4 separate regions of the Homo sapiens genome follow, and all the other regions are linked to region 2. A link is a contact called in ENCODE Hi-C or POLR2A ChIA-PET data. All regions are on one chromosome and are shown on one strand. The core of a region is the stretch at or near the end of the contact, and the rest is flanking DNA. Distances in the headings are between cores, read along the strand shown.

Region 1 (2,746 bases), core at 137-2,636, 330 kb after region 2:
CTTAACATACATTGGGAAATCAAAAAGCGTATTTCATGAACAAAGCTTGAAAACATGTACTCTCTACCCTAAGCCCAACTGAGGCTGCCCAATTCGATTCAAATAAAAACTGCTGTGGTCTGAGGCTGGCTGTCTCACTCTGCTGACTGTCCTCCCCATTCAGTGTCTGTGAAAACTTACTTTCTACCTCCTGAAACGACTCGGCTTGCAAGCAAAAAGTTATTCCAATGCAAACTATACCTGATATTTTCGTGAAACTTAGAAACTAAACCTAAAACTCGACTCCCATCGCAATCTATTACTACCACTTCTGCTAAAGGTAACTTATAGCCAAGAAAACAAAACAAAATACGATTTTCTGTCCATGTAGTGGCCCTGTGACGACACCCCCTCTCTTACTGGTACAAAGTCTAGGGCTTGGGACAGCTGGCTCCCCTCAGCCCCCTCCCTTTCAGTCATAGGCGGTTACCACGAAGATGACTTGTAGATTTCTAACTTAAAAACCAACGAGACGTTAAGTTTAATATACATGTAGATCCCAAATCAATTCATTTGGGCATGGACGAAAGAAAAGAGGGTGGAGAGGAAGGTTTTCAACATTATTAAAAAAAACACCGGGAAATTCACAAAAACGCACTACAGTAAGTTGGATGCAAACCCGGCCACGGAACTCAAAAGTGAAGCAGCCTTCGCGCCAGCAATCCGAGCCTTAAAAAAAGTCTCGCACGTTCACAACAACACAACCGCCACAACGCGCACACACATCCCAGCTGTAGAGGCGACAGCTCCAGGCGCCCCCGCCCGCCGCTCGGCTCTCCGAGCTCCCGACCCCCTCCTGACCCCGGCCCTGCCCCCCAGCGGCTCAGCCCGCAGGCGCCGGGGGTCCGAGAGCGCGGGGCCCGGACCGGGGCCGCGGGAGGGAGCGCTCCTCCCGTACCTGCTCCGTCCCCGGCTCCCTCCCGCGGCGGCGCCCGGCCCCTCCTCCGCCCTCCGGGCTCTCCCAGCCCTGGCCGAGTCCCAACACCGGCCCCCCATCCACCCGGAGCCCCCCGCGCCCGCGGATCCCCTCCAGCCCGACGCCGGGAGAACTTACCACATGCAGCTCCACCTGGGAACTAACGCATCAGGAGGGGTTTCCGCCCACTCCTCAGCTACTCCCGCTCCATGCGGAGTGCCCCGCTCCAGGGGCCCGAGGGTGGCGCCGGGGAGCGGGCAGCAGGCGAGGCTGAAGCTAAGACTCCGCCGTTCTCTGCCTGCGCGCCCCGAGCATTATACAATGGTGGAGGCGGCGGCGGCAGGCAGCGGAGGAGGAAGCAGGAGGCGGGCGGAGGGGGCGCCCTGACCGAGCGAGCGGTACGTCGTGCTCCAGCACTCGCCGTGCAGGAGTGACGTGCGGCCCGCGAGCCTCCCGCGAGCTCCGGGCCCCGGCGCCGCAGGCCCCGCCCCTGGCCGCCCGACCCCGCCCCCGCCGGCCCCGCCCCGGCCCGCCTCTCCCCGGCGGTCCCGGGAGGCGCGATAAAGGCCGGGGCCGGCCGCGGCCGGCCGCGGCCGCAGGAGGAGCAGGAAGGGGCGGCGGGGCGCAGTGGGCGCCTGGTGGCAGCGCCGCCCCCAGCTCCCTGCCGGGCCGGCGCGCCCCTGATTTTCTCGTAAGGACGGGCTGAAAGAGGAGGGGAGACAGAAGGAGACACTCCGGCCCGAGGACCACCACTGCCACTAGTAACGCCCCCTACACACTCTAGAAGTGCTCAGGCGAATGACGAAGCGGCTGGTGACAAAGGCGGCGGCGAGTGCAGCGCGTGCACAGCCCGCGGAGCCGCGCGACCGCAAATATGACAAGCATTTGAGCTATTTGGCAACGTGGGGCCGGTCAGCGGGGCGGGCAGGGTCCCCGCGGGGGGCGAGGGGCAGAGAGCTGGCCCGGGCGCCCGTCTCGCTGCCTGCAGGGGTTCCTGGGCGGGGGTCCGCTGCGGGACACTCCTCCGAGGCCCGCACTGGTCCGAACGGCAGGATGGGGGCTCCAGCCGTGAGCCGGGGACAGAAAAAGTCCCTTGCCCGCGTGGCCTCAGCCCGACACGAGAAGTGGGTCACCAAGTCCACGGCACTTTGGGAGCCGGACCGAACGAGTTGCATCCTTCGGGGCCGGCCGGGGCTCGGTGCAGACCCGGCAGGAGGGAAGCCAAGCTAGGAGACGCAGCCAGGTCGGAGGCGCAGTCCTCTGCCCACAAGTTTCACATTGATAGCCTTTCCCTCCCGTGGAGTAAGCTTATGCTTGGAACTACTTAAATTTACCAGGGAAATTTATACTAGTTGGAAGAGAATGTGTGTATGCCCAAATGGTGAGAATTTAAGAGCACTAGGGAAAGAGGCCAGATAGATGGTTCCACTGGAAAATTAATGATTATTTTAAAAATTACACGTGCATTCAGCGTCAAGATGTAAAAGGCAATGCAGGCAGGCACCTTAAAATTTTGGCTGCCACCCCAATCAATATCATTTCAGATCACTTTGGAGTTTAATGGTCCACTATACTAGTTGTATTTAAGAATAATAAAGCTTTAAGACCTAACATAAAGGCGATTGTAAGTCGTTAACATCAAGAGAAATTTAGACTTGTTTAAACTGTTCTGTAATGATTTGTTATCAATCAAATTGATGATCTCATCGAAATTAAACTTGTGCTGAAATGTTGATAGAGGAGACAACGCTTCTTGTTTTATCTTTAAGGAGGATGGAAAAGGTTTTTACT
Region 2 (2,717 bases), core at 120-2,619:
CGGGGAGGGGGTGCATTTTTTGCTAGTGTGCCCAGTTTTGTTGACAAAAACGGTAGCATCTGAGCAGGACCTTGACCAGCTGGTGGGATGCAGGGTGAGTGATATGCGCAAGATGTGGTCCTGGGCCAGCACCATCAGCATCGTCTGGGAACTTGTTAGAAAGGCAGAGTCTTGGCCAGGCGTGGTGGCTCACGCCTGTAATCCCAGCTCTTTGGGAAGCCGAGGCGGGCGGATCACAAGGTCAGGAGATCGCGACCATCCTGGCTAACGTGGTGAAACCCCATCTCTACTAAAATACAAAAAATTAGCCAAGTGTGGTGGCATGTGCCTGTAGTCCCAGCTACTCAGGAGGCTGAGGCAGGGGAATCGCTTGAACCCGGGAGGCAGAGGTTGCAGTGAGCCGAGATCGGCCCAGTGCACTCCAGCCTGGCAACATGGGACCAGGCGGGCAAGGCAGGCAGGCATCTGATTGCAGGATCCCCAATACCAGATTTTAGAATCATGTCATTTTTCCATACCACTGAGAAGCTCCTGAAAGTTTTTGAAGAAGAGTGAGTCATTCATTTATTCACTCAGCTAATATTTATCAAGCACCTACCACGTGCCAGGCCCTACACTGGGCACCAAGATCCAACAGTCAACGTGCCCACATTAGCTAAGGGCAACTTTTAAGCAAGGGCTTATTCAGAGACAAGATTGCTATTGTCTGTGTTTTCCATCTGATTTGCGAATGGAACATACACCTGCTGTGCTCTCCAGAAACAACTCTGCTGCTTGTCTCTGACAGAAGCGCTTCAGTTGAGCATTTATGGAAGTTTCTAACAGTGGTGATGTGAATGGATGACAGAAAGCAGGCGCGTGCGCACACGCAGTTTTCAAAGGCTGGGGGCCAGTGGGAGAACGCATTTTCTTTCAGGTCTGTGCTGCCTGCCAGGGAGCTGCTGTTCTCGTGCGGCATCTTAAGATGGCCCTGGCAGCCTTTGGCTTTTGCCTTGTGAGGGTCAATGGGCTTCAGGTGTTTCTGTGTTGATCTAACAGTTTCAGGAAGCCGTGGGCTGGGAGGGTGGGGGTGAGCGAGGGGAGGAGTGGGGAAGGGAAGGAGGAAGGCTGTGGGTAGCTTCTCTTCTGTTCTCACATGACAGCTCTGATGAAATTAGAGTGTGATCTCAAAGACAAGCTGGTCTTTTCATCTGAATTAAATGAAATAGGCCAATATGCTCTTCTAGAAGATCAAACATACCCAGGACAATGTTCAATCCTCTTTCTTTGTCCCACTTTGGGACAAAAACCAAACTGGGGAAAAGAACGGGGAGGCTGGAGCGCCTGCTGGGGCCCCTTCTCTGCCCACACGGCTCCTCTTGGGTTCTGGGCAGGCTGAGCTTAGCGGGCATTGCCCTCTGCTGGGGCATATCAGGAGAAATGAGCTAAGGCCAGGGGTGGTCCTATCAGGTGGCAGAGGACAGGATTTGGACGAGTCGCAGGGCTATTACTGATGGAGATTTAGCACTCTGGCCTCTGAGAAAACAGCCAGGTTTCTGATCTGCCCAAGCCCTCTGTCTCTCCTGTCAGGGGCCTTCTCAGCACCCCCTAAACATTCCAATTCCTCTCCTACTCCAGTCTATTCCCTTCTTTCTCTGAATGGTCCATAGCTTATCCCAGGTCTGTGGGCAGAGGGGAAAGAAACAGAAGGGAGAGCTGAGAAATCTCTCCCGCCCAGCACAGTCGGTATCACAAGCTCTGTGTCCGGTTTCCTTGTCCTATATTTGGTAACACGACAGTGGCCTTTCTGACTGATGCGAGCCCCTGTTCTCTTCACTCCCTGGGGATTGCTGATAGGAGGCCAGCATTTCAGTAGGCAGCGCATCATCAGCCCTACCACGGATCTTATTTTAAACTAATTACATTACTGAAGGGTGGGTAGGAGGGAGGAGAAGGGGTAATTATAACCGGGGAATTTTTTTTTAAAGGCCTAGTTTCAAAAATCTCAGACTTAATTTAGTAAATTTCAATTACAGAGAGTTACTAAGCTGAAGATCATTTGCATTACATCCTTAATTACTACTTCATTTGTATCTGAGATCATCAATAGAGATTCTTGGGAATGTGTACTTGGAATAAGTGATTGATCCTAATGAGGCCTTTGTTCCTCCCAAGCCTCACTTAGGAAGCTATTTCTTCCCTCTTGCAGAGGCACAGAGTTTGCCAAGCCAGGTGGAGACACCCTAAACTAGAAATGGAGCCTGAGGTTTTCAAACTGGTTTTGCCAGAGGCTGCAAGACTCTAAGCTCTGTCCTGATGTTCCCCAACAGGCATTAATTGCTCTCCCCTGAATGCATTAGCACTGCCAGACTATTACGGATGATTAGCCTCCGTGCCCAGCTACAAACGTCCATCTTTCTTAGTTGGTAGCAGAGGAAATAGCCTTTTAGGACCTTCTCCTTGCACAGGATGGATGCCGTCCTGGACCTTCCTGCTTCTGCGTTTCCCGCCACCTTTAAAGAAAGTGCATCCAGCAGTCCTGGCCACTGGGTCTTTATTGGAAAAGCTGTTTTCCAAGATGATTTAACTCTGAAAAAAAAAATGAAAAGCCCACAAGAACTGAAGACCCTGTGTGCGTGTGTGTGAGTCTGTATTAAGACCCCTTTTATAGGAGACAGACTCCTTTTGGGGAAGAGGGAGAGGTAGGGAAAGGACGAAGTGAGTAAAGGCACTCTCAG
Region 3 (2,700 bases), core at 27-2,526, 340 kb before region 2:
GTGAAACACCCTTAATATTTTATTCAAAGTACAAAAAATACCAAGGTTGTACCCAACATATATTAAAGATTAAAAACACTCTATTCATTCAGCAAGTACACAGTAGTTATGCATTATAGCAAAACAGATAAGTGCATGGGTTTTGAAGTATCCCTGCTTAGGTCCATCTATGTTTACTCACTAGTGGTGAGGAAATTTACTTAACCTTTATGTATCTGTCTTTCCTCATCAGTGAAATGGAGATGAAACGAGATCTTATCTCATCAACATCCTGTTACCAATTATGAGAATGGACATAATAAGTAAAGCATTTAAAATAATGTCTGCCTCAGAGTTAGTATTCAGAGGTTACTGTCATTGTAATTATTACTATGATGTGACTGCTACATAGTAATATAATGATTAAAAAATAAATAGTAATTAAATTCTTTAAAAAGGAAGTGTCATTCTTCAAAGAGCTTGCAACTGTATTAAGTAATTAAAACAAATATATGTAAGCAAAACACAAGTTAACCTATGTCTACATTTTAAAGTAAATACTGAAATAATTTGTGGAGCAAGACAACATAATACAGGCTACAGGGTCAGGTAAGACTTTATAAATGAAGCAATATTGAAACTGGACACTAAAGAACATGCATTGTTTTACTACTGAAATGTTTAGAGATCACCTAGTCTAAGTTCTCTCAAAACAGAGAAGAATAGAAAGGCCCAGAAAGAATATGAGGTTTAACAAGTCTAAAAAAACAAAACAAAACAAAAAGCCAAGTTAGAAAATCTGGCAAAAAGATAAATAAGAGTAGGAAATGGGGAGCAGAGGCTGGCACAGTGGCTCATGCTTGTAAATCTCAGCACTTTGGGAGGCCAAAGCAGGCGGATTACTTGAGTCCTGGAGTTCAAGGCCAGCCTGAACGACATGATGAAACCTCGTATCTATAAAAATTACAAAAATTAGCTGGGCGTGGTGGTGCATGCCTGTAGTCCAGTTACTCAGAAGGCTGAGGTGAGAGGATTGCTTGAGCCTAGGAGGCAGAGGTTGCAGTGAGCCAAGATCACGCCACTATACTCCAGCCTGGGCAACATGGTGAGACCCCGTCTCAAACAAACAAACAATAAATAAAAAATAAGGAGCAGAGATATGAGGCAAGAACCCATGACAAATAGTTCATCTGTTCTAACTTCCCTCTAGTTTGCTGGAAAACTAAAAATATGTATCTGTCTCAGTACTTTCAAAGCAAAGGAAACATAACCAAATATACCATTCACTGAAACAGTAAGAAACAAGCTGCTTTAAAAATACACAAAGATAAACAACTTCCTCAAGGTGCTTAAACAGAAAGCCTACAATAACATGAACAAAAGATAATGAACACTGAATAATCAATCATAAGACTAAGGAACTGACTATAGTGGAAACTGACCTAAGTGAAATGTTTACACTGGGAAGAAGTGACAAATTATACACACACACACACACACACACACACACACACACACACAGTATAGTTAAATTGTAGTTGGTTCTCTATGCAATAAGGAGACATCAGAGGTTTGGTGGCAAAAGTTCTGTGATGAAAATGCTATTTTGGGAAAATTAAGAGTCTTTGAAAGGCCTCTGTCATTTATATCCACACACATTAAGTGTATGGTTGTTTCTGTATAAAAGTTTACACATATTTAAGAGAGATAAACATGTATCTTTATCTAAAGGATAATACACATACTTATCTAAAGGGTAAGAAACACTGTACAACACAGAAACACTGTACTAAGTGATAAAGACAATTCTACATTTAAGATTGACCATGTTAACTTTCTCATTAATCAAATAAAACAGCAAAAAACATTTTTGAAACTTTTTCAATTTTTGTGAGTACACAGTAGGTATTTATCCTTTGTGTTACTATCAAATTATACTTTTAGTTATTTTAAAATGTACAATAAAAATGACTTTTTACTCTAATCACCCTGTTAGGCAAGCAAATACTAGGTCTTATTCATTCTTTCTATTTTTCTGTACCTATTAACCACCACTACCTTCTCCTCCAGGCCCCCTTCCCCCACACTTATCCTTCCAGGCCTCTGGTAACCATCACTCGAGTTTCAATTATTTTCATTTTTAGCTCCCACAAATAAGGGAGAACATGTGAAGTTTCTCATTCTGTGCCTGGCTTACATAGTGACCTCCACTTCCATCCATCTGTTGCAAATGACAAGATCTCATCCTTTTCTATGGCTGAATAGTTCTCTATTGTGTATATGTACCACATTTTCTTTACTCATTCGTCTGTTGATGGACATTTCAGCTGTTCCAAATCGAGGCTATTGTGAATACTGCTGCAATAAATATGGATATCTCTTCAATATACTGATTTCATTTATTGTATATTCTTAGGAGTGGGAATGCTGGATCATACAGCTCCGTTTTCAGTTTTTCGAGGGACCTCCAAACTGCTCTCCACGGTGATTGTACTAATTTACATTACCACTAACCGTATGAGGGTTCCCTATTCTCCACATCTTCGCAAGCACTTCTTAATGCCTGTCTTTTGGATAAATGCCATTTTAACTGGGGTGAGATAGCTCATTGTACTTCTGATTTGCATTCCTCTGATGATAAATACACCCATGTGCCATTTGCATGTTTTCTCTTGAGTAATATCTATTCAGATATTTTGCCCATCTTTTAATCAACATATT
Region 4 (2,700 bases), core at 98-2,597, 440 kb before region 2:
CAGTTCTTTTACGAAGGTACGTAACTATAAAGATATGTGAGTTCATATTTCTTAAATGTGTAATTATAAAGATATGATATACATGTGAATTGGAGACTAATTACAGTCTCTACCACTGACCTGTTGTATTCCTCTGTCTTTGATACCTTTTAAAGGGAATTGACCATAGAAGATAAATATTTTACTTCACATTTGAAACATGATTGCCATATGGAGAGTAGAAAATAATCTTTAAATTTTGGGGCATTTTATCTTCTGTCTCTTCCAAGACCAGTACTGCTTTCATCAGTGGGAAAAGGTTAATTCTGGCTTAACAAATACTTATTGAATGCCTATCATGTACTGGGCAGTGTTCTAGGTTCTAGGGATTTAGCAGTAAACAAAACAGACTAAATCTTTGTCTTCACGGAATTGACATTCTAGTGGGGAAAGGATGATAAGTAAGTAAATGTATGATATACCAAGTGGTGGAAAATGCTATGGAGAAACAAAGCAAGGGTGGAGAATAGGGAATGCCTGGGGAGGTGGCGGGGTGGTGTTGATGGTGTAATTTTACATTGAGTGGCCACAGGCAGCCTCATTGAGTTGATTGAGTCTGACAAATCGGTATCTAGTGCAAAAAGTGTTCTAGACAGGTGGAATAGCAAGTACAGTACATCCTCAGTGTCATCAGTATGTTCTTGGAAACTGCCACAGTAAGCAGAACAATGTGTAACACATTTTGCCATAGGCTAATTGATATAAACAAGAGTTCAGTTCCTACAGTTTATTTCTGGTCACAAAAATATCACCAAATTTTAAAAACAAAACACTTCTAATATTAAACTCTGAAATAAATGTGAGCTGTACATACATTGATTAATAAAAACAAGATAATTCTTGACTCACTTATTCCAGTTCAGGTTCACTGGTGACCAGAGCTTATCCCGGCAGCTCAGGGCACAAGGCAGGAGCCAACCCTGCACAGGCCGCCATCCCATCTCAGGGCACACTCACACATATCCACACTCATACTGGGACCATGTAGACACACCAGTTCACCTAACATGCACATCTTTGGGATGTGGGAAGAAACCAGAATAGTTGGAGAAAACCCACACAGATGTGGGGAGAACGTGCAAACTCCACACAGACAGTAGCCCTGGCTGGCAATCCTTTTTTTCCCCTCATCAGCGTTATAACAAAGTAACATTGAACAAAACAGCACTATCTGTGGACCTGCTGTAAAACTCCAACCTAGCCTGATAAGTGAAATCCAAAAAATTTAATCAATGAAATGTGACACTGTGAGCCTTTGTGGTTGGCCTATGGGGTCCTGCTCTGCCATCCAAGTCTGTTTTAGTCCACAGCAGGTGTGGTTTGGTGCCACCTGCTGTGGATGTGTAGAATGCAGATGGGGAATTAGAAACTATGAATGCATGTGTCCTCAGAGTCAAATGAAGAAAATATTTCAAGTGGGATTGATCATGTGTCAAATGCTGCTGCTGATTCAAGTAAGATGAGAATTAGATTTATCAGTATGGAGGTTTGGGAGCCTCACAGGCATGGATTTAAAAGAGAATGAAAAACGAGGAATTGGAGATATGAATATCGAAAACTCAAGAGTTTTGCCTTAAAGAGAAACAGAGAAATGGGGCTATAGGTAGAAAGGAATATAGGATTTGAGTTTTTGTTTTTTTTTAATGGGAGGATGTTTATACATTAATGGGAATGCAGTCAGGAGGGAAAAAAGACTGAAGAGGGAGAGTTGCTGAAACAACACTTGATAGGCCATAAGAAGGGATCTGATGAACAAATGGAGAGGCTGGCTTTAAGTAGGAATAGAAGCAGTCCAATTCCAGTACTAGGAAGGCAGAGTAATGGGCAATGGGGGCAAAGTAGTGGTGGTGGTGGATGGAAACAAGTGGAAGTTTTCTAATTGCTCCCATTTTCCCAGCAAAATAGGAAACGGGGTCACATAGGACAATCTCTAGTGCTTGTAAATCTAAGGAAATAAAAAGACAAAGATGGTGATAACATAATAATTTGTGCTGTTGCTCTTCCTAAAATGTGCTCTAATTTTTCAGAATCCGACCTATCCACTAAAGTCCAGCTCCAGTCTAGCCTGCTTCAAAGCATGATCTCTTTTTTTCAGTTAAATTCAGATTGTGTGAACTATTCATCTGGCTCTTGGCATGTTGATTATCTTTAAAAAAAAAAAGAAAAAAAACCCTTAGATCTGCTCAACTATCTTGTAAATTGCTTGGTGTAAAAACAATGTTTGTAGCTCCTGGTCTTTCCTGCACGGCATTTAGCATATAATGAGTGCTTAATAAGTAGGTGCTTCCCACAGAGGACCTGAGCTTTGCCAAAAAAGGTTTCTACAGTTCAGTTAAACTTTCTTGTTAATATTTTTCCTGTCTTTCTTTGAACCCATTTGAGACAAATTTTTATGTTTCTCCTTTTCTGTAAGGTTCAAGATTATCTAAGAAGATTTGAAAGTATACCAGATATGCTTGAATTGGATCACCTCACAGTTTCAGGAGATGTGACATTTGGAAAAAATGTTTCATTAAAGGTATGTTGTTACAATGAAAATTATATTTCTTACAGCTTACAATATAGGTCTCATTTTCTAGTCATAAATTTACATTTACTTTAAGGAATACTTGTTAGTCTTAGTGCCACCTTAATTACTAGTGTAATTATTTTACTGAAATG

What was found. A loop is a pair of places that touch in the nucleus more often than their neighbours do. ChIA-PET counts read pairs that join two places held with the same protein, here RNA polymerase II (POLR2A). Pooled maps may share reads with other maps.
Region 1: a map of natural killer cell shows a loop between it and region 2 (5-fold over the local background). The contact joins the promoter of SERTAD2 here to the enhancer-like site in region 2. A Hi-C loop is called at or near these places in 13 of 168 maps with a recorded cell type or tissue (B cell, CD4-positive, alpha-beta T cell, CD4-positive, alpha-beta memory T cell and 10 more), 16 of 37 single-sample maps with no recorded cell type and 23 of 50 pooled maps. POLR2A ChIA-PET finds 5 or more read pairs at or near these places in 8 of 52 experiments (A673, CD4-positive, alpha-beta T cell, CD4-positive, alpha-beta memory T cell and 5 more).
Region 3: a loop to region 2 is called in a pooled map, with 3 times the contacts of the local background. The contact joins two enhancer-like sites. A Hi-C loop is called at or near these places in 5 of 37 single-sample maps with no recorded cell type and 12 of 50 pooled maps. POLR2A ChIA-PET finds 5 or more read pairs at or near these places in 1 of 52 experiments (activated CD8-positive, alpha-beta T cell).
Region 4: a map of dorsolateral prefrontal cortex shows a loop between it and region 2 (2.9-fold over the local background). The contact joins two enhancer-like sites. A Hi-C loop is called at or near these places in 1 of 168 maps with a recorded cell type or tissue (dorsolateral prefrontal cortex), 4 of 37 single-sample maps with no recorded cell type and 11 of 50 pooled maps. POLR2A ChIA-PET finds 5 or more read pairs at or near these places in 1 of 52 experiments (naive thymus-derived CD4-positive, alpha-beta T cell).

Annotation. Positions count from the first base shown.
Region 1 is chr2:64,652,527-64,655,272 of GRCh38, forward strand. SERTAD2 (SERTA domain containing 2) reads right to left here and starts at 1,387. Exons shown (of 2, transcript NM_014755.3): 1 at 1,094-1,387. LOC124907776 reads left to right here and starts at 1,545. Exons shown (of 1, transcript XM_047446580.1): 1 at 1,545-2,697. The coding sequence starts at 1,754. The coding sequence ends at 2,185. RefSeq lists silencers at 351-430, 731-1,060, 1,169-1,463, 1,201-2,020.
Region 2 is chr2:64,326,727-64,329,443 of GRCh38, forward strand. No RefSeq gene overlaps it. Among named protein-coding and RNA genes, the nearest start is that of MIR4433A, 13 kb to the right of the region's middle. RefSeq lists an enhancer at 1,153-1,312. Within about 2 kb of position 1,370, at least 24 of the 41 ENCODE cell types and tissues checked have a DNase peak (open chromatin) inside an H3K27ac peak, as active enhancers do; they include B cell, CD4-positive, alpha-beta T cell, CD8-positive, alpha-beta T cell and 3 more, where a contact is called at or near this core.
Region 3 is chr2:63,984,220-63,986,919 of GRCh38, forward strand. The region is part of intron 1 of VPS54 (VPS54 subunit of GARP complex); the gene reads right to left. Among named protein-coding and RNA genes, the nearest start is that of VPS54, 34 kb to the right of the region's middle. Within about 2 kb of position 1,277, at least 2 of the 41 ENCODE cell types and tissues checked have a DNase peak (open chromatin) inside an H3K27ac peak, as active enhancers do.
Region 4 is chr2:63,887,629-63,890,328 of GRCh38, forward strand. It overlaps UGP2 (UDP-glucose pyrophosphorylase 2), which reads left to right. Exons shown (of 10, transcript NM_006759.4): 8 at 1-16; 9 at 2,453-2,557. Among named protein-coding and RNA genes, the nearest start is that of UGP2, 47 kb to the left of the region's middle. RefSeq lists a silencer at 1,187-1,481. Within about 2 kb of position 1,348, at least 3 of the 41 ENCODE cell types and tissues checked have a DNase peak (open chromatin) inside an H3K27ac peak, as active enhancers do.